Linked DNA regions of Mus musculus: all the other regions are linked to region 1. A link is a loop called in an ENCODE intact Hi-C map of the cell type or tissue named here. Cell type or tissue: heart. All regions are shown on one strand.

Evidence for each region. Peaks named below come from ENCODE experiments on the same cell type or tissue, not always from the same donor. Only the 100,000 strongest peaks of a DNase experiment are listed, where the experiment ranks them.
Region 2: it touches region 1 in a loop (8-fold over the local background); 6 of 42 quality-filtered maps call a loop at or near these places.
Region 3: a loop joins it to region 1, with 3 times the contacts of the local background. A loop is called at or near these places in 12 of 42 quality-filtered maps.
Region 4: it touches region 1 in a loop (5-fold over the local background); 35 of 42 quality-filtered maps call a loop at or near these places.
Region 5: a loop joins it to region 1, with 2.4 times the contacts of the local background. A loop is called at or near these places in 7 of 42 quality-filtered maps.
Region 6: a loop joins it to region 1, with 2.6 times the contacts of the local background. A loop is called at or near these places in 6 of 42 quality-filtered maps.
Region 7: it touches region 1 in a loop (2.3-fold over the local background); 7 of 42 quality-filtered maps call a loop at or near these places.

Annotation. Positions count from the first base shown.
Region 1 is chr16:95,943,467-95,947,466 of GRCm38, forward strand. No RefSeq gene overlaps it. Among named protein-coding and RNA genes, the nearest start is that of 1600002D24Rik, 16 kb to the left of the region's middle. In heart, a CTCF peak has its summit at 2,153 (motif pointing left); a DNase peak (open chromatin) is centred at 2,195.
Region 2 is chr16:95,349,117-95,353,116 of GRCm38, forward strand. No RefSeq gene overlaps it. Among named protein-coding and RNA genes, the nearest start is that of Gm31641, 91 kb to the left of the region's middle. In heart, a CTCF peak has its summit at 1,547 (motif pointing right); DNase peaks (open chromatin) are centred at 1,605 and 3,395; H3K27ac peaks cover 2,932 bases.
Region 3 is chr16:95,464,804-95,468,803 of GRCm38, forward strand. The region is part of intron 2 of Erg (ETS transcription factor); the gene reads right to left. Among named protein-coding and RNA genes, the nearest start is that of Erg, 64 kb to the right of the region's middle. In heart, a CTCF peak has its summit at 1,943 (motif pointing right); no DNase peak of the experiment used is centred here; H3K27ac peaks cover 472 bases.
Region 4 is chr16:95,656,704-95,660,703 of GRCm38, forward strand. No RefSeq gene overlaps it. Among named protein-coding and RNA genes, the nearest start is that of Gm31845, 9.5 kb to the right of the region's middle. In heart, a CTCF peak has its summit at 1,253 (motif pointing left); a DNase peak (open chromatin) is centred at 2,408.
Region 5 is chr16:95,823,179-95,827,178 of GRCm38, forward strand. No RefSeq gene overlaps it. Among named protein-coding and RNA genes, the nearest start is that of Gm32130, 23 kb to the left of the region's middle. In heart, no CTCF peak of the experiment used is centred here; DNase peaks (open chromatin) are centred at 813 and 2,073; H3K4me3 peaks cover 884 bases; H3K27ac peaks cover 3,524 bases.
Region 6 is chr16:95,829,942-95,833,941 of GRCm38, forward strand. It overlaps a transcript of 1600002D24Rik not described here. Among named protein-coding and RNA genes, the nearest start is that of Gm32130, 30 kb to the left of the region's middle. In heart, no CTCF peak of the experiment used is centred here; DNase peaks (open chromatin) are centred at 1,780 and 3,700; H3K27ac peaks cover 2,368 bases.
Region 7 is chr16:95,768,165-95,772,164 of GRCm38, forward strand. The region is part of intron 1 of Gm32130 (a long non-coding RNA gene); the gene reads right to left. Among named protein-coding and RNA genes, the nearest start is that of Gm41509, 28 kb to the right of the region's middle. In heart, no CTCF peak of the experiment used is centred here; a DNase peak (open chromatin) is centred at 1,707; H3K27ac peaks cover 517 bases.

The DNA of each region.
Region 1 (4,000 bases):
AGTTGCAGCAGGGTGAGGCATGTGAGGTATGTGCTGTACTGACTTGCTACTTAAGCCTTTTTGGTTGGGCTTACTCGTGGCTTACAGTCTTTAGCACCCAGCGGATATCAACTCTTACCCCCTCACTCGGACAGAGGCTTTCTGTCCGCACCTGCACGCCTCACCTCTGCCTTCCCTGATCTGGCTTCTGATGAAGCCTCTTCCTATACTTTGTCACCTTCTCCCTGTGTTCTCATGTGGTTGTCCCCTGTGTGGATCCAGATCCTGACCCCACCTAAAGGGACAACTGTCATGGCTGATCAGAGACCCTGGACAGCCTCATCTTAATCACTCTTTCCATGTTCCTGAGTAGTGTGTGTGTGTGTGTGTGTGCGTGTGTGTGTGTGTGTGTGTGTGTGTGCGTGCGTGCGTGTGTGTGTGTGTGTGTGTGTGTGTGTGTGTGGTGTGTGCTGTGATATATGTGTATGTGGTTTGTATGTGTGGTATAGATGTGACTGTGTATGTAGCGTGTGTGTGGTATGGTATGTGTGTGTGACCTGTTTGTGAAATGTGTACAGTATATGTATGCTACATGTATGTGTAATGTGGTATGGGTGTGTATGTGTAGTGTGGTGTGGGCTGTGTATGTGTGTGTGTGGTATATGTGTGTGGTTTGCATGTGTAAGTGCTTGTGTATGTGTGAGTGTGTGTGATCTGTGTGTGTATTGAATGGGGTGCAAGCAGGCATGTACCAGAGTATGTGTGTGGTATGTTGCACCAGGGAACAACCTCAGATATTAGTCCTTATCTTCCACCTTCTTAGAGACTGGTCTCTTGTATGCCATACACACCAGGCTAGCAGTGCACACCAGGCTAGCAGTGCACACCAGGTTAGCAGTACACACCAGGCTAGCAGTACACACCAGGCTAGCAGTTCACACCAGGCTAGCAGTTCATACCAGGCTAGCAGTTCACACCAGGCTAGCAGTGCACACCAGGCTAGCAGTGCACACCAGGCTAGCAGTACACACCAGGCTAGCAGTGCACACCAGGCTAGCAGTGCACACCAGGCTAGCAGTTCACACCAGGCTAGCTGGCCTCCAAGCTTCTTGCTGCTGTCTCTGCCTCTCATCTCACCGTAGGAACATTGAGATTATAGATGCAGGCTACCTTGATGGGCTTCTGGGAATCTGAAGTCATGTCCTCACACTTGTGTGGCAAGTCCTTTACCCACTGGGCCATCTTCCCAGTCCCCAACCCATGTACCCTTATCACGTGTATAATTTATAAAGTAAGGCTTTATGAGGGAGTGGCTTGCATACGTCACACAGCTAATGCAGTGCAAATCTGAGCATCCTGCTACCCTTGATACCACAGTGACGACACCAGACCCCACAGGTGACTCCTCTGAGTAAGGGGCCCAGACCTGTGTGTTGTCCCAGGCTGCCCAGCAACTGTCATGTGTTCCGGGCAGAGAACCTCCTTTCTAAACTGGAACCTAATCTGTGGGGCAGTGTCCCCTGAACCAGCAACTAACTATCCAGAGCACATCTATTCCAAAGATGTGTCAGAAAGGGCAGGGGGATGACTCTGTGGATATGGATAAAGTGCTTGCTGCAGTTCATGTCTCTAGCACGCATGTAAGAGCCAGGCACAGGTAGGTGTGATCCGAGAGATCCAGGGGCTGCAGTGGTTAGCCAGGCTACCAGAAAACAAACTCTAGGTTCAGTGAGAGACCCTACCTCAAACACCCGTGTGAAGCGTGATGGAAGAAACCCCTGAGGAGCCAGAGAAGGGCAGGGAGAGAGAGAGAGAACACGAGAGCATGGACCACTGACTGCTGCCTGTTCTCGGTGTGTTTACTATAAACAGAGATCGTTGATGTAAACATGGATATGCTATGGTGCTTTATTTTTAACTCTGCTGGGAAGGTGGCCATAAGCTCGGTGACTCACTGCAGTGTTCAAACTGAACGTTTCCTCACATCCCCCAAATTATACCCTCTATGTGGAATCAGAAATCACGGGCTCAGAGAACAGCCTTTATAGTACACGGGTACAAAGAGCAGAAAATGCGTAATGCCTCACACCTAGAAGCCAGTCCAAAAAAAAAAGGCGCCCAACGCCCGTATTACAACGCACATCTAGCGCCACCTTGAGGACAAGATGTGAAAGTGACACTGGAGGCCCAGAACCCAAGCCAACTGTGGGAAGACGGATTAAATAGAAACACAGCCAGCTGAGGTCACCACTGTCTCAAGGCTCCCATGAAGAAACAACAGTGCTGACTCAGTTCGTCCTGGGCCTCTCTTGAATTTTCTATCCAAGAAATACACGCTGTGTTTGCAAGTTGCACCAGAGCTTGGTTGGTGAAGTGGGGGATGGTGCACCCATGAACAGGGGCTCCGGCGGCCAAGTGGAGATGCTAAACCCTGTGCATGCCTTTGTGTGGGCTGAGATCTGTTTTCAGCGGATTACTATAGCACCCAACACCATCCAAAAAATGTCAGACAAGTTGACCACAGCAATTAAGTTGTCTGCCATCTGCGAGGGGCTTGGCTTACAGCTTACTGAAGTTAAATATATTTTGAAAAGAAAAAAAGCCAAGTTTCTCAATGTTTTGCCTATCTGTCAATCTCAACCACGTTAGCCTTGGAGTGTCTGAAGGGAGGATTGTTCTCCCTCAAGGAATCGTTTAGCATTGGCATGCTGAAATTTCAGAACACAAGGAGCACTCCAAAAATGAATTACTCCTTGAGAAACCCCGATTCTAATCTTGGGGTTGGCAGAGCCAAAACCCAGCTAGAAAGTGAGCCAGGCTGCAAGATGAAGGTCTTCTATCATCACCCCAGATGACAAGTTCTTTTCCAGAGGAAAATTTCCCTGCATGCAAACCCAAGCTCACATTCCTGCCTCTGTTTCTTCAAGCCATAGAATTATCTAAAGGTGACAGTCAAACTCACAGTGCGACACTCACAAAAACCTTTACCCTCTGAGCTGCATCTCCAGGCTGAGCTGTAGGAGAGGAGGCTGGATCATCTGTAATCCTACTATATACCTGCCCAGAACCAGCCAGATCCTTTCCAGTGGCCCAGCTTTGACCAAAGCAACTTTTCATTCTTCTTGGAGGCAAAGTATCCCAGGACCAAGAAAAGCATTGTTGAATGTTGAATGTTTCCCCTCTGCACAAGGCTAGGAAGACAATGTGACTTTCTCGGGTGATAGATGGTAAAAGACAAAGCAGTATGTGGTGCCTCACATCTGCAATCCCAGCTCTTTAGGGATAGGAGCAGAGGGTTTAGAGTTCAAGGCCTGGATTACATAGAGAGACTCTGTCTCACAGAAGAGGGACAGAAGGAAGTTGATGTGGCTGGGGAGGGGTGGGGGAATTATGGTGGAATGCTGATAAACTGATTCCCTAGGAAGAAAATCAAATCCCCTATGTGAAGCTGTTTCAAGTTCCATGATGTAAGTATGCCTACACTGGCCAATGTCCAGCCATTGATAGTTTAACAGTCAGGTGGCAACACTCCTAAATCCTCAACAGCTATTTCCCAGAAGCTGCAGGAGCCAGCCTTCGCTCAGAAGTATCTTGGCAGAATGGAGAATGACCACCACTGCCCATGTGCTTAGTAATTTGTGTATGTATGCCAATAGGTCAGCCAGCACTGATCAAATGCCAACAGAGACACTGGAGAATAGAAGAGAGTCTTCCATTAAGACCCTCGAGGACAATGGCTGGTTTTATTGCTTGTTTGATCTGTTCAGAATACTCTCTCCCCTTCTGGATACTTTGCTTAAAAAAAAAAATCAGACCATGGGAGGAACATGGTGCCAGGTGTTTACACAGCATGACCCTGGGCTGAGACATGGTATAGACTGGAGCAGACACTGATGGGCAGGAAAGCACTGTGGGGACAGCCACTTGAAATAGAAAGTCACTTCCCTTGATTCAAAAAGACTAGACCTAAAGGAGAGTCAGGGAGAGATAGAAAGAGAGAGAGACAAAGATATATATATAT
Region 2 (4,000 bases), 590 kb before region 1:
GAAGAGCACCCATGCAGCAAAGATGGATGGCTGGGTAAAGACCCTAAGATGTCGCAGACCTTGGGTGTGAGGAATGGAAGGAAGGACTGGAACATGGAGGACTGTGGAGACAGGGAACCCCGGGGCCACAGAGGCCTTGTAACAGAGTGAGTTTATACTCAGTGTGATAGGAAGTTTCCAGAATCAAAAGTCCCTGGCAGCTCCCTGGTGGGAAGGGACAACAGAACTGCCTCCAAGTGAACCTGTGACAGTCCCTGTGTATGAAAACAACAAGGGCCTGGGATAGGGCTCTTTACAAGGTCTGACTGCCACCATAGCCACAGAGTCCACGTAACATGGCCACCAAGACCCAAGATCAGATCCCCCATCTGCTCCGAGGGTTACTCTCCGGGTGCCAGGGCAAGAGAGTGCTTTTGATCTCCAGCCCCAGGAACTTGTTTTCAAGTGGCACTTTATCTCCAACCACAGGGAACAGGGCACAGGACTCCCCCAGTTACTCAAGTGTTTGCTTCTGAAACAGCCATGAAGTTGTTGCTCTGCTTACCAGAAGTCCCCTCATCTTGGGAGGAGAATGCTTTTGTGCAGAGTGAACCATGCATAGAGACACACGGCGGAGCACGAGGAGTGTGTACTGCACAGATGAGGTAGATACCAGGAGTGTCTGAGCATCAGACAGGCCTGTATCCCTTCCCAACAAAGAGCACTGGGCCTCAAATGTCCACCAGGGAGGTTGGGAAATGCTGTGCACATTTGGTTTCAACAACGACCCTGCTGTTACATCAAATGAGCCCAGGACTGACGCCCACAGGGAGGAAACGGAGGCGAGAGGTGAGGAAAGAGGATGAAGACATCGTGGAGGCCCAGGCATCTGTGTTCAGTCCAGCCTTGGATGTCATGGGGGCACAGAGGGACCCAAGCTCCCAGTACAAAGTGTGCAACTCAGCACCAAGTGTGCAACTGCTGCAGAGCTGGGCCTCCATGATCCTGCTTTCTTTCTCTTTAGAATTACCAAACAAAACACAAGGTTTTTAAACTGTTTTCATACATGTGTGTCACTGCGCTTTGCTCATATGTGTGTGTCACTGCACTTTGCTCACATGTGTGTCACTGCACTTTGCTCACATGTGTGTCACTGCGCTTTGTCACTGTGCTTTGCTTATGTGTGTGACACTGTACTTTGCTCACATGCATGACACTACTTTGCTCACGTGTGTCCTTACACATTGCTCACATCCATCCCGACCTTCCTCCCTCATGGTCCTCCCTCCTCAGTGGTTCCCTCCTCCCTTCAAACAGTCTGTCTTCTGCTTTCTTCTCAGGCTCATTTAATGCAGTTTTAGATGTAGATTCTGCACATGAGAGAAAACAGCGTTGTGCATTTCTCCTCCTCTCTGACCCTCTCCAGACCTTTAAGTTTCATCTCTTAAAGGTAATATATATATATTTCCCCCCCCCACCCACAGGGACCCACGGGAAAGAAGCTAGATTCTTAACCCCTCACCAGCCATGACCAGCCATGACCAGCAATGGCCAGCAATGACCAGCAGAGGGCATGTGGCAAAGGAAGCAAAACCCCTTAGGAACACAGAAACCCATGGCTGAGAGTGAGCTCCAGGCCTGCTCCTAAGAGCAAGTGCAGCCTCCCATTCAGAAGTCCACAGAGTGCTGTGCCCCCCCCCCCCCACCGTGCCATTGGCCAGTGCTGCTCAGGGCTTGCTTCTTTGCAGAGATGTTGACTAATCCCTTTTGCATAGCACATTTAAAACACAGGAAGACGACTCATGTAAATCCTGACTTTTTTTAAAAATATTTTTATTAGGTATTTTCCTCAATTACATTTCCAATGCTATCCCAAAAGTTCCCCATACCCTCCCCCCCATGCCCCTACCAACCCGCTCCCACTTTTTGGCCCTGGCATTCCCCTGTACTGGGGCATATAAAGTTTGCATGTCCAATGGGCATCTCTTTCCACTGATGGCCGACTAGGCCATCTTTTGATACATATGCAGCTAGAGTCAAGAGCTCCGGGGTACTGGTTAGTTCATAATGTTGTTGCACCTATAGGGTTGCAGTTCCCTTTAGCTCCTTGGATACATTCTCTAGCTCCTCCATTGGGGGCCCTGTGATCCATCCAATAGCTGACTGTGAGCATCCACTTCTGTGTTTGCTAGGCCCCTGTATAGTCTCACAAGAGACAGCTATATCAGGGTCCTTTCAGCATATGCTTGCTAGTGTATGCAATGGTGTCATCGTTTGGAGGCTGATTATGGGATGGATCCCTGGATACGGCAGTCTCTAGATGGTCCATCCTTTTGTCTCAGCTCCAAACTTTGTCTCTGTAACTCCTTCCATGGGTGTTTTGTTCCCAATTCTAGGAAGGGGCAAAGTGTCCACACTTTGGTAAAAAAAAAAAAAAAAAGCCAGCTGAGATCAGGGATGTGTGCGCTGGTTCATTCCTTTCTGCTGTGGGGATGGGATGTGGTGGGATGTGGGGATGGGATGTGGTTTCTTTAAGTTTCTTCCTCTGCTTCCCTGCCACAATGCTGCCTAACCTGGAAGAGTGACCGTAAACAGTGACGGAGATGCAGCTTTGACGCCCAGGGCATCCTTGATCTTGCTGTCTAGCTGAGAATAAGCTTGAATCCTCCTACCTCTGCCTCTCAATTGCTGGGGTCACAGAAGCCTGCCTTCATGCTCCACCTTACCCTCTCTTTGTAAGTGCCTCGTGTCCAGGGCTGTCAAAGATACAGAGGCAGACTGTGGTGAGAGCAAGAAGAACTGCTAAGTCACCCAACCCTAGACAAGTCCATTGTCCTCCGTTGTCGCGTACGGAACTGTTAATCCTCATTAGCCACGTTTCCATAGAAAGGGTTCGTAAAGCTCTCATGCAGGCTTTCTCCCACAGGAGAAGGTGAGACCTACTCTGAAATACCTGTCTCTGTCTAGGAGTCTGCTTTCTGCCCCGTGTCTGGCTAAACATATCAATGAGGGCTGGGATGCTATCATCCCACTGCTACATGTGAACCGGTTTCTCCTATTGCAGCTGTATTTGTCTATTTGTCTGTCTGACTCCCCGGTTGATAGTGAATATGGACAGGAGTGGGGGAGCTTGACCTGGAGGCAGGACCTTCCCAGTGGGAGCTGGCCTCCATCTCTGAGAGACAAAGGCAGATCAGTGGAGACACCAAGTGAGCAGCCCATGTGTGCGGAGTCTCTTCACTGATGTCGGGCACAAGCAGCTAGGACTGCTGGAACCCTGTGCTTTCAACGAGCGTGCTCTGTGCTCTGTATCAGAGGCACCACCTGGCAGCCGCTGTCGTGTGCTGAGACTGGAGGATGGGATGGGGGAAATGGGAGGGTTGTGTTTCATTTCCTGTTGATGGCTACCACCAGGCAGGCTTCTGACCAGAATTCCAAGACATGGGAGGGCACCTAGCCTGACAGCCTGGGAAGACTCTCCCAGGGAGGCCGTCAGAACCCGGAAGGTGCTCATGTGAGGTAGTCTGATTTCTAACAATCAGTCTCAGAGCTTCAAGTTCACACATAAAAGACAGGAGATGAGAATATTTCATAGTGTTATTGTGCAAGTTAAATTAAAAGACTCACGTATATATGTTTTGTCCATTTCTCTCTTATTAACATAAAAAAATACCAACAACTGGTCTTAAAGTTCAGAGGAGGGAAATGATGCCCACCAAGAAGGTTCTTTCTGGGCCTGGAATCCTGACTCACATTCCTTAGACCATAGGTCAGCCCTTCCCACAGTACCAGCAGTCTGAACCCGTTTTCATGTAGTAGCTTCAAATCGCTGACCTGATACCATGACCTGAGGACCCATGGCCTGCAGCTGTGGTCTGGAACCATGGCCTGGAGCTGTGGTCTAAGAGCCATGGCCTGGGTCCATAGCTTGCAATGGTGTCCAAGAACTCGAGCCTTTAGTCTGCAACCATGGCCTAGAACCACAGCCTAACCTCCAGAGCCCGGAACCACAGGAAAGGAG
Region 3 (4,000 bases), 480 kb before region 1:
TGAGGCAGGCATCGGCTCAGCTCTGTGGGTTCCAATGAAGCAACAATTCCAACACGCATGACTTCCTCAGCATCCAGAGCGCTCTCCGGTTGTGCTAACCCAGCCCATTCTCATCCCCGAGTGCCCGGGATAGTAATGCAATTGTCACAGACCTTAAGTCTGTTCAAGAACCACTCGTGTTTTTTTTTTTTAAAAAAGACTAAGAGAGATATACTTATTCTGACACAATAGTTTAGCTAGAAGCAACTTTTGTTGTTGTTGTTTGGTTTGTTGGTTTTTTGTTTTTTTTGTTTTTTTTGTTTTTTTTTTTTTTTTGAGACAGGGTTTCTCTGTGTAGCCCTCGCTGTCCTGGAGCTCACTTTGTAGCCAGGCTGGCCTCGAACTCAGAAATCTGCCTGCCTCTGCCTCCCAAGTGCTGGGATTAAAGGCGTGCGCCACCACTTGGGTGACTATGCCTCTATACCAAAGGATCTTGGACACAGGACTAGGTGTGTGTGAGCACAAGTGTTATTTAGAAACCCTGTTTTGCTGCTAGCCACCTTGGGGCTTGTTCTGCGAAGGACACACCACTGAAGATGTGCAGAGGCCCTTGGCCACACTTGTGGGGACTGTGGCACAGTTCCACCCTCCTCGGCCTCAGACTCTCATCACAGTACTGCGATTGTCAGCACCATTCCACAACATTATCTTAGGCTGTTGAGATTAACTTGGGTTTTTATCACTTTCCAGAACCTCAAACGACGTTTAAAAGTGTATTTGTCTCCCTTCTATGATACTTGGTATCATTTATTGAACTGTAATAAACTGGTCTGCAAACTGTTTCTTTAGGACCAAGGAAATGCTCTGATAGTAACAGGCACCTGCTGAGCCGCCCTGGCAGCCTGAGTACCCACCTCAGGAACCCAAGTAAAGGTGGGAAGAAGAGAATCGAATCCACAACGTTGCCCTCCAACTTCCACAAGTACACACACGTGCCTCCAAACGCTCTCCTACCTCCACTTCCACACACAAATGAGCAAAACTTTTAGACCCAAATTATTTGTATAACAAAAATAAAGATAATATGTTAATGGTAAGCAATGGTGCAATGATGTAACTCACGCCACGGAGATTTGGAGGCACCCGTGTGCAAGGGTAGCTCCTCCTCTTTCCTTCTTTAAACAGCCGAGGTGGCCTTGCTTTGTCTTGACCTGAGTCAAGTTAATTTGGTTATCATTTGCTAATACATGTCTATCACAAACGGAATCAGAAATGAAGCTAACATTTGCCATGAATTCATTCCCATTTTCTCACACCTCACCAAGCAACCCATAAACTTAAGGGACTCAGAGGCCAGGTTTGGAGTCACCGTAGCAGCTGCCCCGTCACTCCCAGGCTGCATGCTACCTCTCTGCATGTGCCCTATCACTTCCCACTGCAGAGGTGAGGCCCCCATGTGCAGCCGGAATCCAGGTAGGCTGTTTCTCTTCCAGCTGACCCATGTGATGATCGGCTTCTGCGACAGGGTCTCACAGTGAACCTGGGCCCCAGAGATAGCCTGGGTTTTCGGGATGAGCCCCAGGGATCCTCCACTCTGCCCCCAGCCCACCACCCATCATAGTAGACACTACCATGGATGGCTTCTAGTTTAAATGCTGGGGACTGGAAATCATGCCCCTGTGAGCCATTTTTATCCACTTTATCAACGGAGCCATCTTCCCAGCCCCTTTCTGATAGGCAAGTAAAATCCAAGATTTAAAAAACGCCGCATTTCTCACACATTGTGTGTCCCTAGTAGATAATATTCTAGCCTTCATTTATAGTTATAAGAACAGTCCTATGTGGAGAGTTGCAAGAAGTAGTCACCTACTGTCTCAGGAGGGGCACTTCTATCAGCTCCTCAGAAGCTGGAGTCTTGGGAAGGGGCTTCCCTTTAAACTGCTGGGATCTTGGACACTAGAGGGCACTACATGACCCTCTAAAATGCCCAAAAAGAGCAAACACTATGTCTGCCTAGGGCTTGCCATGAAATTCCTGAAATAATTGTTATTATCCCACAAAGCTGTCTTGGTTTTATTCACCAACAAGGAAACCCAATATTCATCACCTATAAGAGAGAAAAACTTTGAATCAGCATATTATCTACAGATTTTAAAACTTAAAACTAAGCATAATCCAGACATTGTGGGTCACACTATAACCCCAGAACTCAGGGGGCAGAGACAAGAAAAGCAAAGATTTAAAGTCAGCCTCAGCTATACAGTAAGTCTGGGGTCAACCCAAGTTCTACGAGACCCTGTTTCAAATCATAAAACAAAACAGAATTTTATAAATGTATGTTAGTCTTCCTGAAAATAATTTTAATGTACAATCTCACTGACACTCGGCCCAGACAGGAGGTTCTCAGCAGCGTCCTCTAAACACGAGGGGACCTCTGCGACTTACCCTGTCTTCATTTGTACCTAAAATAAGCAGAGCATTTTTGTTTCTGCTTCTACATGAGCTTATATATCATGAGCTGGTGAGGTCAGCGGGTGAGGGTTGTTTGCCTGGGTCTAGGCTGTGGGTGGAGTAAGTGTGGACAGGCTCTGACCAGCTGCTTCGAAGAGGCCCAGGTATGATCCTTACTGCATGTTTCCGACTCCAGCTGCCAGCAGAGCCCAGGGGTGCTTTCTCTGCTTAGAGTGGGGCAGCCAAGGCAGGGCTTCATTCTCGCTGCTGTCACTGTGACAGGGAAACACACAGGGCTCCTGAGTGTGAACAGCATCACATGATGGAAAAGACCTGGACACCACAGCCGAGTGTCATAGCAGCCTGAAGAAGTATGACCACCAAGGCACACAGTCAAAACACACACACACATACACCAGAAACAGGGAAAGGCTGCCTGCCCCATCGTCCCCCAACCGTCTTCATCTGGGGTGTTCAGTTGCAGACCTCCAGATGTTGGGTCACTCTAGAGGAGGGCTTTTTGAGCAAGTACTCTGACTAAGGCATTTGGAAATAAGATTTTTTTTCTAATGTACTCTGAGGACTTCCAACTCTCTATCACATGAGGTCCCCTTCTCAGTGTCCAAACCATACCCAGCGGCAAGTGGACATGTAACATGCATGGCACACGTATGTGCACGGTACCCTACTTTCATAAGCATGCTCAGCTACACTATTTGTTATCAGGGATGGTTTCATATGTCCTTATAGACCAGGAACATGGAGCAGTCATTGCATTTCTAGGCACTGACCATATCACCATGGCAACTGCATTTCCTAAAATGGTCCATCTCAAACCCTTCTGAAAGCTGGCATCAATTTTGCTCCATTAAATAGTGGTACCTGCCTCCCTCCCATCCCCTCAGGTCTCTGACAGAGGTTCAGTTATCAGACTTCCAAAGCTACCTCTGCCTGTTTCCTTGGCAACAAGCATTCATAAACTTCAGCCTTCATTGAAAGAAAAAGGCCAACTATGGAAAGATGGGGTGGGTGTTCTTATCATTATCCCTGCATGACAGTTTACACCAGACCCCAGAGCTAAGTGAAGAAGGCTTCCAGAGGACTCCAGCCCCAAACGCCAGTTGACTACAACCTTCTGCAAGACAACGGGTTGAAGACTTCCTCTCCAGCATCAGTCCTATGATGTGATATGAAGTGATAGTTGTAGTCTTGAATGATTTATTGAAGCCTTAAATGCCTAGAACACTATGAGACCAAGTCTGGCTTCCACAAGACGTTTGTAACAAGACTGTTGCAGCAGAAGGAGCCTTCCTATGAGAGGTCTATCAATCTTTATTGGCATTAGCTACATGTTAAGCATTGGGCCAGGCTGCTCTGAAGGTGCTGAAGGTGCTGAAAGCAAGGGAAATGTTCTTGTACAAACAGAGTGAAACTTCACCTATCAGTTGGAGGGAAAATATGTCAAAGTCGTAGAGGCATTTTAACTCAAGAGGAAGGAGAGAGACGTGACAGTCATTAATTCCTCTCACTCCACAGCTATCCATCAATGACGCTGGTACCCCAGGGCTAC
Region 4 (4,000 bases), 290 kb before region 1:
TGGCCTACTGCTGGAGGTGGTGTGGTCTACTGGAGTGTGGCCTATTGGAGGGGGTGTGGCCTACTGGAGGAGGTGTGGCTCTGTTAGAGGAAGTGCATCATTGTGGAGGCAGGACTTTGAGGTCTTTATATTTGTGCATGCAGTGCATGCAGTGCATGCAGTGTGTGCATGTATGAGTGTGAAAGTCTGGCCAGTGTGAAAATGTCCCCTTGTACTGCCTGTCGGTAGACGTAGAATTCTCACCTCCTCCAGCACCATGTCTGTCTGCACACTGCCATGCTTCCCACCATGATGATAATGGACTGAACCTCTGAAACTGTAAGCCATAAGCCAGCCCTAATTAAATGTTTGCCTTTATAAGAGTTGCTTTGGTCATGGTGTCTCTTCACAGCAATAAAACTCTAAGACAAACAGAAAGCAGTGACCATCTATCCTGTCTTGGACCATGCTATGCTGTCTAAGTTTGATTTTTCTTAGCTATGGTAAAACTGTGACCAAAACTTGGGGAGGAAGGGATTCATTTGGCTTAGAGGCCGAAGTCCATCACTGAGCAAATCCAAGACAGGAACTCAAGGCAGGAACCGAAGCAGACACTATGGAGGAATGCGGTTCATGGCTTACTTTCCCATGTCTCGCTTAACTTGCTTTTTCTTACACAACCCGGGCCACCTGCCCAGGTTGGCATCACCCTCAGTGGGCTGGAACCTTCCCAATATCAATCATTAATCAAGAAAACACCCACAGGCCTGTCTAATAGAAATAGTTTTTCAATTGAGCTTTTCTCTTCCCAGGTGTATCAAGTTATCAACTAAAGCTAATGGTGTCTGTCAGCTTCTGGAATGGTGTTAGCTGCAGTTAAGTGGATCTCCCCACCTCAGTGAACTTAATCTATAGGCTCCCCCATGGACACACCCAGAGGTTGGTCTTTACCATGATTCTGTATCCTGTCAAGTTGACAATCAACATCTACCATCAGGGACCCCCAAGGGGCTGACGGAACATGGCTTCTTAGCACACATGAATGTGTTTGTGGTGACACCAATGTCCCTCAGACTCAGCAAAAAGTCTCTCAAAGGGACCACCTGGAGATAGTTCACAACATCAGAAGTTCACAGCAGGGGCCTGGAGACGCTCAGCTGCTCTGAGCACTTGCTGCTCACGCAGAGGACCTGAGTTTGGGTCCCAGCTCCTACACCATGGCTCACAACTGTCTGTATCTCCAGTTCCAGGGAATCTGATGCCCCCTTATGGCCTCTGTGGGTACTGCATGTACCTAGTACACACATTCAGGCAAATTTTCATACACATAAAATAAAAATAAACCTTTTTGTAAGTACAAAAGAGACAAATGTTGGAGACCGAGCCAAACCTCAGAAAGAGTACCATTCCGATGCCAAGGACAAATGTGTGCTCAAAGCTTTATATATACATATATGGGGGCGGGGGGGTGGTGGAAGAACACTACACAGACTGCTTGGTAAATTCTATGCAGAGAAACAATACCTTAGTCATCAGTGTTTCTGACTGTCTATCATCTGAGACAGGGTCTCAAGTATCCCAAGATGGCTTCACATTCACTGTGTAGCTGAAGATGACCCTGAGTTCCTGACTCCCACCACCCCACCCCCGTACCTTCACTTCCCAAGTGCTGGTGTGACAGGTCTATGCCTCCCAGCATGCCCAGCAGGTCTCCTTGTTGGTAATGCTTCAGACTGAATCAAATACTACTTCATAAGTCTCAGGTTCCAGGCCCACCTTGATGCTTACAGTGGAACACCCTTGGGACCTTTGAAACACTTGTTTGGCTACAAATTTTAAAATAAAATAAACAAAAATGTCTTTAACTGGGTGATGTCAGCAGATCGTGGGCCCATCGCTTAGGGGACAGCGCCTTCCCTGACTCTCTCCTGACTCACCATGAGGGACCAGAATAAATAATCTCTCTTCATAGACAATTGGCAGCCTCTCATTCCCCAACCACACTTTCCGGTTCTCAATCCTTGGCCTAGGGTTTGATTCTACTCAGTGTAACTTGCTGTAACCCATTTCTCTCTAAGTTAGCACAGGGGTGAGTAAGGGCCTCTCTTTGTTCAACACATGGCAGCTTTCCCCCTTAGGGAGCTACCTTCCGCATGTGTCTGTGTCCTGAAGTCTCTTCATCAAGGCATGGTCTTCTTGCACTAGGGCCTGCTCCTGATAGCCTCTCCTTGTCCTAATTACCTCTGTAAAGAATTTAGATCTCCAAGCCCTCTCATGTTCTGAGGTGCCTGGGCAATTCCCTGCCTCACCAGCAGGGGGTGCCGTTTCACAGAGGCCTTGACTACCTGGACAACCGACCACACCCAGGGCTCACACACAGGCCTAGCCACAGGTCTGCTATTTCTATCTCTGGGGAAGTGAACTGAGTTTGCTGCTGTTCATGGCAGGACTGTAAACATGGCTGTCTTCCAAGTGAGGAGCATTAAGGAGGGACAATGAGCTGAGCCACGGGACAGCAGGCCTAGGACCTGCAAGCAGTCCACTACCTCTCAGGTGATGGAACCAGTCTTTGCCTGTATTGCTGTAACTATGACATCAGAGAAAAGGGAGGTTGGTTTTATTAAAAGTGAAGTGTCTCACAACACACAGATCTTCCGCCTTTCGTTCTGGTCTGAACCTCCTCTGCTCTGTCTCTGTCTCTCTGTCTCTCTGTCTCTCTCTCTCTGTCTCTCTCTCTCTCTGTCTCTCTCTCTCTCTCTGTCTCTCTGTCTCTCCCTCCAACCCCCTTGATTCTAAGTCCTTTTAACACGATTCTTAGCTTATCATTTACTTGTTCTAACAGGGAGACTGGGCTAAATTTGTTTAGACACGTTCTATAGCATTGAACACAGAGAGGGTAAATGCGTCGGGTTTCTGAGCCCAGAGAACATTCCGTTCCCTTGCTTGGGTTTACAATCCAACGTGCTTTACGTTAGGAGACAAGCTATGGCTTGTAAAATGAATGCGGAAATCGCGTCGAGCGCGAGGCGGGCGCCCGGTGATGATTATGCAATCGGAGAAGCCTCTGCCAGGAAGGGCTGGAGCTGAGTGATCCGTTCTTAGTTGTTCTGGGGCAAAATTAAAATGCCTCTGTTTCCTGGATAGTGTTTGGGGGCAGGCAGACCCTGTCCTCGCCTCTGCATGCAACACCCTAAGTTGGTGTCACCTGGAGATTACTGTGACATACAGTATAGGACCTCAGGGCTAAAAAACAAAATATTTCATCGGTTGGTGTTTTGTTCAGATTTTTAAAACACATGCTAAAAGCCTAAAACTTAGAATTATACTATTTTTGCCTACAAAATTATCACTTTTAAAAAGTGTCCGATAATTCTTTTGAGCCCCACCTGTAGTTTTAGAGCATTTTGATGATGTCCCCTAGGCTGTCTCTGTCTCGTTTGGATACCCCAATCTCTTCGAGCACTGATTGTAGCTCTAGTATGTTTAAGGACGGCCTTTTGGAATGATGATATTTAAAGTATCGTGTATATTACGCTTGTGTGTGCACGTGGAGTGGGGCACACCCGTGGCAGTATGAGGACAGAGCTGTGTAGCCAATCTTCTTCCATCTTCTCATCCAGCAAGACCTCCCCACAGCTGCCTTCTTCCTGCTGCTGCACGGGTCCCTCTTCTGCTGTGTGGATGGAGGTGTTTGCAAATGTTCTTAGCACCCCTGGGGGAAGCCATTGGGCACTAGGCATTCGTGTGCCTATACTGTCTCTCCAGGAGCAGGCCCCTCTGGCCTTACCTGGCTTATTTACGCCACCATACGACCACTCCACGGATCTGATTTATTGTGCTTTCCCCTTGATAAGAAAGTTAGGTCTGTGGGAACAGGAATGACCTAATCTCCCTCATGTCTGTCTCTGAGCTTCTAGAAAGATATTGTAGGTGCTCAGAAGGCATCACGGCTCTGCATGGCAGGAAAAGCAAGGACAGCAGGAGCTGCAACATAACCCGAGGGATGGAAAGGTCTTTTTTT
Region 5 (4,000 bases), 120 kb before region 1:
TTTGCCTCAGTCTGCTTCCTGGTCCATCCACAAGAACAGACCCACCCAGCCTCGCACCCGCTTCTAGCTCCTCACCCACCTTACCTCTTCCGCCCCTTCCCCCACCTTGCCTGTTCCACCCCTCAAACTGTGATCCTAAGTAAACCCTTCCCTGCATAAGCTTCTTTTGTCGGGAATTCAAAAGAATTTTCAGCAGTTACTGCGGATAGATGCCCTTACTTGAGGTCGGTAGGCTCAGCCATTAGCCATCGGGATGCCCAGCATCCTAACAAATGGCAGCGTCAGGGTTGTGTGCGCCTGCGCCACATACACCAACTATGTCAGCATCCCCGAAGATGCTAGAAGAGGTTCCGCTGTACAACCTCCAAAAGAACCAGTCCTGCTGAGACCTGAATCTTAGCTGTGAAGCTGTGTGAGACAAAACAGGTCGGGCGTTTAAGCTTCTTAGACTGTGCGCTTAGTCTGGGCAGACCTACTCAGTGAAGGCCACTACCACTGTACCCTGAGCTAGAGCGGAGGGTCACATGCTCAGGGCCCCTGCATGGGCTAGGACAGAGGTGAGCTGGCTAAGTTCGGTGGCCAGCCTGTTACAATTTGGACACTTGTGGCCAGGTCACTATACCGTGGTGACATTAGGGGTTCCTGCCGCAGCATCCAGAGTCTCCTCTCTGCGGTGTCCTAGGACACTTACTATGTTGGCAGCCAGCGGGTGAACTCAGCTATGTGGGAGTCACTCTGAGCTGCCGGCAACCAGCCTTCAGAACACTAAGGAACCTAGCTAGACTCTGGCTGCAGCTGCAGGCTCTCACTCTCCCTAGAGAAGCAGGAGCTGTTCCCTCGGGCAGCTCCCCAAGGCACACAGTTGCTTGTGCTATACCCTGTTCCCTTCAACTAACTGTCCAGGACTGCTGCTGTTTGTACACCTGAGCTTAGAGCTGAGGTCCCAGCTTGGGCTCCAACCTGCCCACCACTCTCTCCCACGCAGTGCTCACCCTTGCCAGAGGTTACTGTTTCCTCATGTGCTGGTATCTGCCAAGGGTGTTTGTTGGCTTTTTATGTGTTTATTGCCTGAACCCCAGCTTGGTTCCGTGGAACAGGATCCTATGGTCTTATCCCAACCCACCCCTACCCCCAATGTCCTTGGCCAGGAACAGAATTTGGCACACAGTGGGCAATTTGTGTGTGTGCATGTGTATTTATGGGAGGAGAGGGGGAGAGAGGGAATTTCTATCTTTAGCTTCTCCCTAAAGAAGCTTCCGAAGGCATTTTTAGAACACATCGAGTATTTGAGAATATGGGCCTCGTAAACTCTGTTAAAAAGATTTATGCCTTGGGCACTAACTTTTTCTTTCCACTTTTAAATATCACTAGTCCACCATGTCAAACAAGAAACTTACAGCTCTAAAACTGAGGCCTTCCTCCTCTCTCCCTTCTCCCTCTTCCTTCCTCCTCCTTTCTCCCTCTTCTTCTTCTTACTCCTCCTCCCCCTTCTCCCTCCCTCCTCCTCCTCTCACTCCTCCTCCCTCCCTCTCCCCTCCTCCTTCCTCCTCTTACCCCTCCCCTCCCCCTTCTTCCTCCCCCTCTGCCTCTTCTCCTTCCTCCCTGCCTCCTTTATTTCTCCTCTTTCTCTTCCTCTCCACTTCCTCCTCCTCCTCCTTACCCCCCCCCCCCATACTTTAAATAGATCCTAAGAGACTAACACAGACACTGGGCAGACACCGCTGCAACTCTGACCATGCTCACTTGCAGAGCAGTCCCCTGCTCTTCCTGATGCCACCCAACTCTTCCTGCTTGTTGAAAAACAACATTGGAGATTTCTGAGGGGTCCCCTGGCCCGCTTGCTTTTGTAAGTTCATGAGAACACAGATACCACCATTCTGTTTATAAAAGCCACAGTGTAATCTCAGAGTCCAGGAGTCGGAACATTAGGACAGGGGCCATATGGCTCCTATGGCCCCTTAGGAAAACATTCGTCTGCCTTTGCTCCACACAAAGCCTGGTGACCAGATGGTCTCTGCCCTGCCTGTGGTCTGACCCTAGGGTGGAGATCAGGGGCTCACTGGGTCCCACCCCTTTCCTTCCTGGGTACATGGAGCCCATGGTTCCCAGCCGAATGACAAACAGAAGTGATCCAAGTACTTCTTGGCAGAGGCAGCAACCTGACACCAGGATAGGATCTTACTTCCCTTCCCCACTCCTGCCCTGGCACCTGGCAAATGTCCAAGAGTGAAGCCAGCCCTGTGAGTGGTCATGATAAACAGAGCTCTCCCGTGCCGCCTGCAGTGGACTGACAAGGGCACAAAATGAGACTTTCCTCCCAATCCTCTGAGACACCAGGGTGTTACTGCAGTCAGTCCTGACCAGTCCTGGAGTCTTTGGTGAGAATCATCCATCTGAATTTCTCAAAGCTTACAAATGTGGCTTTGCCCCTGTCACAGGTAAACATTTTTTTAATTAAAACTGTCATTTCCTCCCTTCATATATATCTCGGTTCATTTAGTGTTACCTGTATGATATATACGGTTTCCACAGTTGTCAGGAGAACACTTTTGAGCAAAACACTAATGGTTTCTTTTCCCCAAGTCAATGGCAGTTTCTTACCACCTCCAAAGGCATGAAAGACTGTTCTAGAATGCCAGCCCTGGCTGCAGATCCCCAGGCTCATGATAGCCCATGAGTGGAAAAACTCTCACTACTAACGATGTTGGTGATAACAGTAAAGACATTTTAGCTAGGGTGGTTACCATGGCAACTGCTGAGCGTATTTAATCTGTACCTCACAGTATAGGGTTGTCCGGCTCCTTTTTTTTTTTTTTTTTTAGAAGTAAGGAAGTTAAGGCGAAAGAGATGAATTTCACTGGATCCCTGGTAGCTGTCAAGTCAGAGAACTTCTGTGGGATACTGAGGGAAGCCAGAGCCTGCGGAAAGTGGGGGGCTCCAGTTTGCTTGTGACCTTTGAACACACAGCTCTGCTTATATTTCTGCCTCCCAGGATTGTGGAGATTTCAAGTTGATTTTTCTCAATCTGAAAAAGATATGGTTGGAAGTATCTTGCTGTGTCTGTGAGTCTGAAATGTGGTATCTATGTAGCCGATCAACTTGATAAGTAAATTCAACCTTTTTTGTCTGATAATCACACTCATCTATCTTCAAGTTCTACAGGACAGTCCAAAGCTTTAGGGAGAAGCCAGGATCCTTTGATACCATCTAGAACTTCAGGAAGTGAAGGCTGGAGAAAACATGACGTAAAGAGTCTCCACTAGGGCTGGTGAGATGGTTCAGCGATTAAGAGCACTGCTCTTCCGAAAGTCCTGAGTTCAAATCCCAGCAACCACATGGTGGCTCACAACTATCCGTAATGAGATCTGACGCCCTCTTCTGGTATGTCTAATGGCAGCTACAGTGTACTTATATATAATAATAATAAATAAATCTTTGGGCCAGATCGAGCAGAGGTCCTGAGTTCAATTCCCAGCAAACACATGATGGCTCACAACCATCTGTACAGTTACAGTACACTCGTATACATAAAATAAATAAATAAATCTTAAAAAAAATAAGAAAGAGTCTCTACTACGGAGACCAGCAAGGAAAGAGTCTTTGTTGCCCACTCTCTTCCCTGTTTCAACCTTTCCCAGTCTTCACAATTCAGGGAGGGTTGATTTACTGGTCTTTAGAGGGTAATGGCCCATGTCTGCTGAGCATCTTATACCACCCAGGACAGTCCTTACCTCAAGGACACTTCCAGTATCACATATCAACCACGCAAAGCTGGGAGCCCCTGTTCTAATTTGACACATTTTTTAAGAGAGAGAGAGAGAGAGAGAGAGAGAGAGAGAGAGAGGGAGGGAGAGGGAGAGGGAGGGGTGAGAGGGAGGGGGAGGGGAGGGGGGAGGGGAGGGGGAGGGGAAGGGGAGGGGAGGGGAAGAGGGAGAGGGGAGGGGAAGAGGGAGGGGAGGGGAAGAGGGAGAGGGGGAGAGAGAGAGAGAGAGAGAGAGAG
Region 6 (4,000 bases), 110 kb before region 1:
GCACTAAGCCTGCTCCCAGTGTAGATTTAGAGACTAAAGGGACCCTAGGGTGTAAGGACCCTGGCCCAGCACTGGTGGAGGTAATCCTCAGACCGAGGCACCTCTGAAATGACCTGCCTCTGACCTCATCACAAAGGGAAAAACTGAACTTGGAAAATATATATGATTTTTCTGAAGTTCACACATCTATTAGGTGGCAGATTCATCTCACCCCAAAATCAAACTCACTTTTCCAGAATTTGAGAAATTTAGATACATATATACCTCCAAAAAGGCAGCTGCCGCCAACCTCCAGCCTCTGTTGGGGATTGGTTCTAATGCTTTGAATTAATCCAGCTAGGTCCCCAAAATCAGGAATCTGCATGCCCAAATGCTGAAGTTTTTTCCCCACAATTGTTTTTCAATCCATCAATAAAGAAGCAACTGCCAATGACTGGGCAGGTAAACTGAGGCAGGACCTTTAGATTTGCACGGGCTAGGAACTGGGAGAAAGGAAAGAAAGAGAATCACCTGCTACCTGTGACAATCGGGAAGCTTGCCACATGGCCACTTCCCCAAATATGTTTGGGGTAGCAGAGATGAAATATAGATTTTAAAAGATGTTAACTAAGAAGTACTGGGGGAGGGGGTGTTTGCTAGCAGCGGGTAGGATTAGACCTGCCCAGCCTTTGAGCTAGTCAAAGCACTTAAAATTAACTATGTGTGTGTGTGTGTGTGTGTGTATGTGTGTGTGTGTGTGTGTGTGTGTGTGTGTTTCATTCGCAAATCCAGAGGGCTCTGGCTGGTGGCTGGGAGCAAGACCTGTGCCTATCACCAAGCAGTTTAGCTAAACTCACCAAACTCACTGCTACATCTCTCTGCTGGCAGCTGTGCGTCCTCTGTGGCAGCTTTGCTGTGATTCTGTGATTCTGACCCACTTCTCCTGGAGACCCTAACTCAACTAATTGTAGTCGCTGCGGAGCTTACGCCCTTGTGATGACTTGCTAGGGGCCAAACTCTCAATCAGCCCCAATGGCTGAGTGGAATACTAGACACACAAGAAGTTTTCATGTGACAAACTCCAGGGACTTAGCACCATTTAATTCTTGGTGGCGTGGGAGATTACGTCAGAGCCAGCCTGTGACACCCATGCCTGCACTGGTTACTTTACTACAGCAAAGTATCTGACAAACAAGGCCTTTGGAAAGAAGACTTTATTAGGTCTTGTAAACAGAAGGTACAGTCCATCATATTTGGAAGCCATGACACCAGAGGTGTGAGGCAGCTGGTCACACTGCACCTGCAATCCAGAGGCAGAGAGAGGAGTCTGGTCTTTGTTTTCTTCGGTCCGGGAACCAGCCTATCCGTTCACATTCAGCTGGGTCTTCTCACACTAATGAACGTAATCTAGAAACTCCAGATACCCAGAGAGGCTTGTCTTCAGGGTGATTCTAGACCCTGCCATGTTGACAGTCAATATTGTCACCATGCCTGGTGGTATCCCTCACTGCGCCGGGGTCTGCTGTCTCATTGGCATGTACCTGCTATCCCTGTGGTCACAGGTGACGTTGGCACAGTGGGGTCAGGTCTAAAAAAGCAACTTCCCCTCCAAAAGAAGAGAATGGGTTTCCTGCAAGCCTGTCCTTGCTGATTCTTGCAGGACCTTCAGCCCCTCCTCCACTCCCCCATGATCCTGTCTGTTCTCCCATCTCAGCCCACATACCAGCTTCCCTCCATTGTCTGTGTTGGAGGTAACTCTCCTCACAGCTGCTCGGAGGGCTGATGAGTCATCATGACCAGAGGTCAGTGCTGAATGACAGGATGAAGGAAGGAAGCACAAACAATGATCAGCGCTGATCTTGTTCCATAAAGCAACACGTCACTGCTTTTGAGGCGAACACCACTTCTCCCTGCCCACTCCAACTCAGAAGACGGACTTCAGCCCAAGGCAGGCCCAGTACCCTGAGTTACATCCCTGTTGGCATCCTCATTAATCTAGACATTTGTATGAGCCACACTTTGGCCAGCTTCAGGACTTGTGTGAGGACAGAGAAGGAGGGGATCCTATTTGAAGCAAGGAGAGAGGCTTCCCCGAGGTGCATTGCCACACAGCTGCACTCCATCTCCATCACTCCCACAGCCTGCGCAGGCTTGCTCTCACAGCCAGTGCTGACTCCTGTAAGCTAACGTGCACAGGCTGCCCCCCCCATCCACCCCCGACTCCTTTTACTCTGTTCAACGGAGCTGCATCTAAATCAATTACAAAGCTCCATCCACCTCCCCAGCCTTCCTTCTGTGTCTCTTAGCTCACCTTGTACTTTTTGTTGAAAGCCAAGCATACTGTACTGGGTCAAAGAAACCCAGCAATCGTTACCATGGAGACTGCTGGTCTTGGGTTTCTGCTCCCATAACTTGGAGTTCTCTTTGTCTTCCTAGCTGACTCTCTAACTTCAGGAGTGGGGTAGTGTTTTGTCTTATGACCTCAGTTCTTTGATTAGCTGAAGCCATGAATTTTCAGTGTGCCGGGCCTCTCTGCTGTTGTGTGAACAGGACCTTCCGAGCTTCTTAGACGCCCTACAGAGACGGATAGCATCGAAGCGGGGAGATGTCTGAGTCAGCATAGTGCTTGCTGTGCCAATGAGGACCTGAGTTTAATTCCTGGAAGCCATGTTTTAGAAAGCCAGGAGTGGACGCCTATGCATTTGTTTTCTCAGCACTGGGATGATGGAGAAAGACACAGGGGGTTGTGGGACAGGAAGCCGATGTAGCAAGCCGGAAGGCCTGTGGGAGCCCCTGTCTCAAAAAAGGGGGGGAGGTGTTTGATGCCTAATGTTGGCCTCTCTCCATGTCCACTTGCACAAATGTGTACTCACACAAACACACATCCACATGCATGTACATGCATCCACATGCATAAACATAGAACAATCAGGAGGAAACTAGAGATTCATCCATTCCTTTTACTCCCCAAATCCATACCACCTTTTGATGGCTACCTACACCAATGTCTCCAAGATGCTGCTTATTCTGCTATTCTGCCAGCTTTATCCTGGGGATTTGCCACTCCCACCCCACACACTCCCCACACATACCCCTACCCTCACTTCCCATACCCTCATTGCTATGTTTCTGACATGTTTAGGTCTAGCTAAAGGCTGCTCTCTTTCTCAAAAATAAAAGTTTCCTGAAGTCCTAATCAAAACTTCTGGTGGGCTTGTTCCAGTTCTCTGTTGGAGACAGTCCATCTGACATGCTCGCCCCTGACACTGTAGCCTGAGTTCTGCCTCTCTCAGGAGATTGAGCACCTTGGCCATAATGGGCGTGGGCCTGGCCATCAACCCTCGCCCAAGAGCACATGATGAACAAATAGTAGTTGATTAATGTTTGTGTCTCTCAGGCCCCATGCGGACAGGCAGACACATTGGATGAGTTTCCAAAAATATTTTAGTTGACATCACTGGCCTATATTTTTAGGAAGTGACCAAGAATGAAGTCAAACGCCTTCATACAAACGCTCGGGCCGAAATTAAGATCCTGAGGATACAGCTCGGTGTAAAGAAGTAGCTAGATTATACCATTGGGAATTTTCTTAAGAACTGTGGAAGGGGGTAAGAACGGAGCAGAGAGACCAAGAAAAACAAAAGGGAAGAGCGTTGAAACCCACAAAGGAAAGGGGAAGCTGCGCAAGACAGCCCAGGAGGGACTGCTCGAGGCGCGGAAGTGCCGCTTCCTAAAGCCATTAGTGTTATTGCAGCAGAAACGCTTGGCTCCCTGGGCTGTCGGCCCACTCTAAGTATTCCCAGTGCCTCATGTGAATGGGTTTCTGACATACAGCTCTGGGGCCTTGTGTTTGGACAAACACAGAGAGGAGCAGCAGCCACAAGACACTCCTAAATGGTATTCATTAAGAGAGAATTAAAGGACTTGGGTTCAGTTTAGCAATAGTCTGTGAGGCAGATACACAAATGAGCAAGCGAGCAGACAGCAGTGCAGCAGAGGCGCACCTCAGAGACAAGGTGCT
Region 7 (4,000 bases), 180 kb before region 1:
GAGGAATCTAGCTTGCTTTATTCTGCAGCTCAGACTTGCCTGCTCCTTGCTTTTGGGGCAGAGGGGAAGTTCAGGCAAGGTCTAGCCATGGATCCCACACTGGCCTCCAACTCATGATCTTCCTGCCTCAGTCTCCTGAGACCTGAGATCGCAAGCGTGTGCCACCGCATTTCCAGTTTTAGAGACCAAATGAATCAAACCCTTCATTTTGTAGACAGAGATACAAAGGCTTAGTTGCAGCAAAGAACTGTTGGAAGACCACACATATTCACAGCAAATGTCATGGTGCCGATATCCCAGTTCTCAGGTGCTGTGTGGGGATTTACTCAGTCAGGACACTACACAGAGCCTACCAGCTCACCGGAGGAAGAAGGAAAAACAAGGTGGATCCTGCTAAGCAAGAGCACTTAAAGGTCACAGCCATCCATTGCTGATGAGAAAAAACAACGAAATGGGAAGTCTCCCAGTCACAGGGTGAAGTAGTTACTGGACCTGAGATGGAGCAGAGCTTGGGTGCATGGCATGACGCAGCTGGCAAGCCACCGAGGCCAGAAACAAAAGGAGGAGTGCCAGGATCCCACACCTGTGAACTGAGTGGACTATTTTATGTATGTAAGTACACTGTCGCTGTCTTCAGACACACCAGAAGAGGGCGTCAGATCCCATTACAGATGGTTGTGAGCCACATGGTTGCTGGAAATTGAACTCAGGACCTCTGGAAGAGCAGTCATTGCTCTTAGCCACTGAGCCATCTCTCCAGCCCCTAATGTGAACTTTTCAAACCATGTTTAGTGTGGGGCATTGTGGGATATCGTAGACATCTTAATGTGATAAGAAGAAACCAGGTTTGGTACCTAGGCAAGTACTCTAACCACTGAGCAACAACCCACCTCAATACCTCAATTTTTAGAAAAGCCTTGGACCACCTTGCTGCTGGTAGCCAGTAAAAGAAGGTGGCAAAAAAAAAAAAAAAAAAAAAAAAAGGCAGACAGGAGAAGCCCTTCCCATAACCACACCCACACCCACCCCACTCCCAGGCAGCACACAGAGGCAGCAGCAGCAGGTAGGTCCAGCTCTCATGCACTGCCTCCCCAGCGTGCCTCCTCACAACCTAGTGTGCCCTGGTTGCTAACCCTATTCGGTGCACCTTCCTCTCTGTTTTGTCTACCTGGAGCTTCGGTGGAAAGTGTCACTGTGTGCTCTCAAGCCCAGAGAATGGAGTCTAAAGGGCCTGCTTGCCCCGGGAAGAACGAGGAAACCTTGCTTGAAATTCGGGACACCAGCTCCTTGATGGTGTGAAGGATTATCTCTGGTCCTCACCCTAACAAGCCTCTCACCTGTAGGCAGTGCAGGCCTGCCTCTGCCCAGCTTCATCTAGAATCTGCTAGACTTGCAGGGCACTGAGGGGCAACAGTGAGCCCGGGATCAGATGGTGAAGGGTGCAGATCAGCTTCTGGATCCCTGGACTGGGGACAGGTGGGTGTGGGTCGAGGCTAGGGGAGGAGAGGGGAGGGGGTAGGAGGTGGAGGGAGGGAGTACACTGGAGGTGGAGGAGAGGTGAAGTTTTCCAGGGATCCCAACAAAGAAGAGAAGCAATTTCAAGCTGTTCCAGAGGAGGGAAGAAAAGAAACTTAAACTGGAGCCAGTTGGAAGCTCATTTCTTTCATGCCGGCTTGACTGATCCTGTGTGGGCGGCACAGCTCCTGGCAGCAACCGACTGTGTGTGGGTGGTGTTCTCAGAACAAAAGTTCACTGCTGCCGCCAGAGCCAGCACCTAAGCAAGGGATTTTGTCCCCTTACAGTCACTGCGGGAGTGAAGCCCAGGTCCACGCACTAGACACGTATACCCTGCACACGCACACCACAGCACACACAACATACAACACACACCACATGACACACACACACCACACGACATACACAGACCCATATCCCTCACACACATACCACACCACACACACACACCAGGGCACACACACCACATCATACCACATACCCACACACCACACACATCCCCACATACCATATACCACGCACCCCAACACACCAACCATACCACACACTACCCACATTGTACCACACTATAAGACATACAACACATACATACATACATACACAGCGCACACACACACACACACACATATTATACATACATACACAGCACACACACATATAATATACATACATACATACTATATATACAACAGACCACACACATATATATACACACCACACATACTGCATGTACCCCTCCCCCACAGCCCCCCCCCACACATACACATAAACACACACACCCCACATGCACTTAGAGCATGCATACCACTTCTTCCCACCCCCATCTTTCTGCACCCACTGAGGTCTTACCCATGTGAGTGAGAGCTAGCCTGTCAGGCCTCCAAGGGAAGAACAACATTAAAGCCCAGAGCAGCTATAGCTTTCACTATAATGAGCACAGGCTTTCATGAGCTCTGAGAGTCTTCAAAGAGCTTGGCAAACACAGACTCATTAAGTCTCCTACATTCTCCCTGTCACAGATGAAGACAGCAGTGGCTTACCCAGCACAGGCTGATCTCAGGCAACAGAGCCTGGCTTCCTGACCCAAGTGACACAGCCCCTGAAGCCCTGCTCCATCTTAGGAAAGAGTCAGGTAGGAAGGTTGGAAGCCCAGGACCAGCTCTGTGAAAGCAAAACTGAGGAGCAGGGACAAAGACAAAGTGACTGGTGACAGGTGTCAAAATCTCCTCTCACACAAGTGAGGATGCTGGCCAAGCCTCCCTGAGGGCTGAGCTCACTGGGTGCCTTCCTCTGTGAGGAGAGCTTGCTGGACTTCAGCTACAGGCTGAGCCATAGCCTCCTCCACCCTCCTTCCTGTATAGGCAACATGGGAGACACGGCATTGGAAAGCTGGGTCTAGCACATTCCCTTCCCAGGGGGTGACTCATGGTCACCCATCAGCACACCTCATGCCCAGGCTGGGTCTCACAAGTGCCTCAGAGGATGGCCCTCTTCCTCCATGCCAGAGGGAGAGTCCAGGAGTTGTGTGTGCTTACTAAAGGCCCAGGAAGATGCTTCCCTGCAAGTGCAATGGGAAGAAAACCATTCTCATCCGGGAAAGCAGTTCAGGAAGAGATGTTTCTACACTGTCTTTCCGTGAATGCTGAGCCAAGCCCCTCCCCGACCGCCACCACTGTTCCTGTCCGTTAGCTGGCCAGGGCTTAACTGGAACAAGGTCTCCATGGGAAGAACATATAGCCTCTGGCTCCCAGTTCCCAGGATGCTGCTGGTGATAAGAGCTGTCTACCTCAAACCCAAGTGCAGCACATATACACGCAGTACCTTCCTTCAGAGCTAGGGCTGTTTGCTGTGTGATTACCTGAGCCAGAAAGACAGCAGCAGAGATGCAAGCTTTGAGGAGGCACCGGGAACTACTGAGGGTGTTGTTCTTGGCTCCTCAGTAGAAACCTTACCCATTTCCATTTCTTCTAAAGCCATCCACTCTACAAATGCCACTTTCAGTGCTAGGCATAAACCCAGGGCTGACACTTCAGTGTGTGTGTGTGTGTGTGTGTGTGTGTGTGTATGCATGTGTGTATGTACAAGCATGGTATGAGTGTAGGGGAGAACTAAGGGATACACTCTATGTATGTATATGTATGTGTTCCTATGTGTGCATGTGCACATTCTAAGCATGTGCAGGTATGTATTTTTGTGTGTGAGCATGTGCATTGTGTAGAGGCCAGAGAACAAACTTGGGTGTCGTGAGTGTGTGTGTGTGTGCATGTGTGTGTACATGTATTCATGTGCGCATGTGCATGCATGTGAGTATTGTGAACAGCTAGGGAGTATGCTCTATGTATGTGCATGTATGTGTTCCTGTGTGTACATGCATGCATTCTAAGCATGTGCAGATATGTGTTTTCATGTGTATGCATGTACATTGTGTGGAAGCCAGAGGACAAACTTGGGCGTTGTTCTTTCTCGGTGCCATTTATCCTGTTTT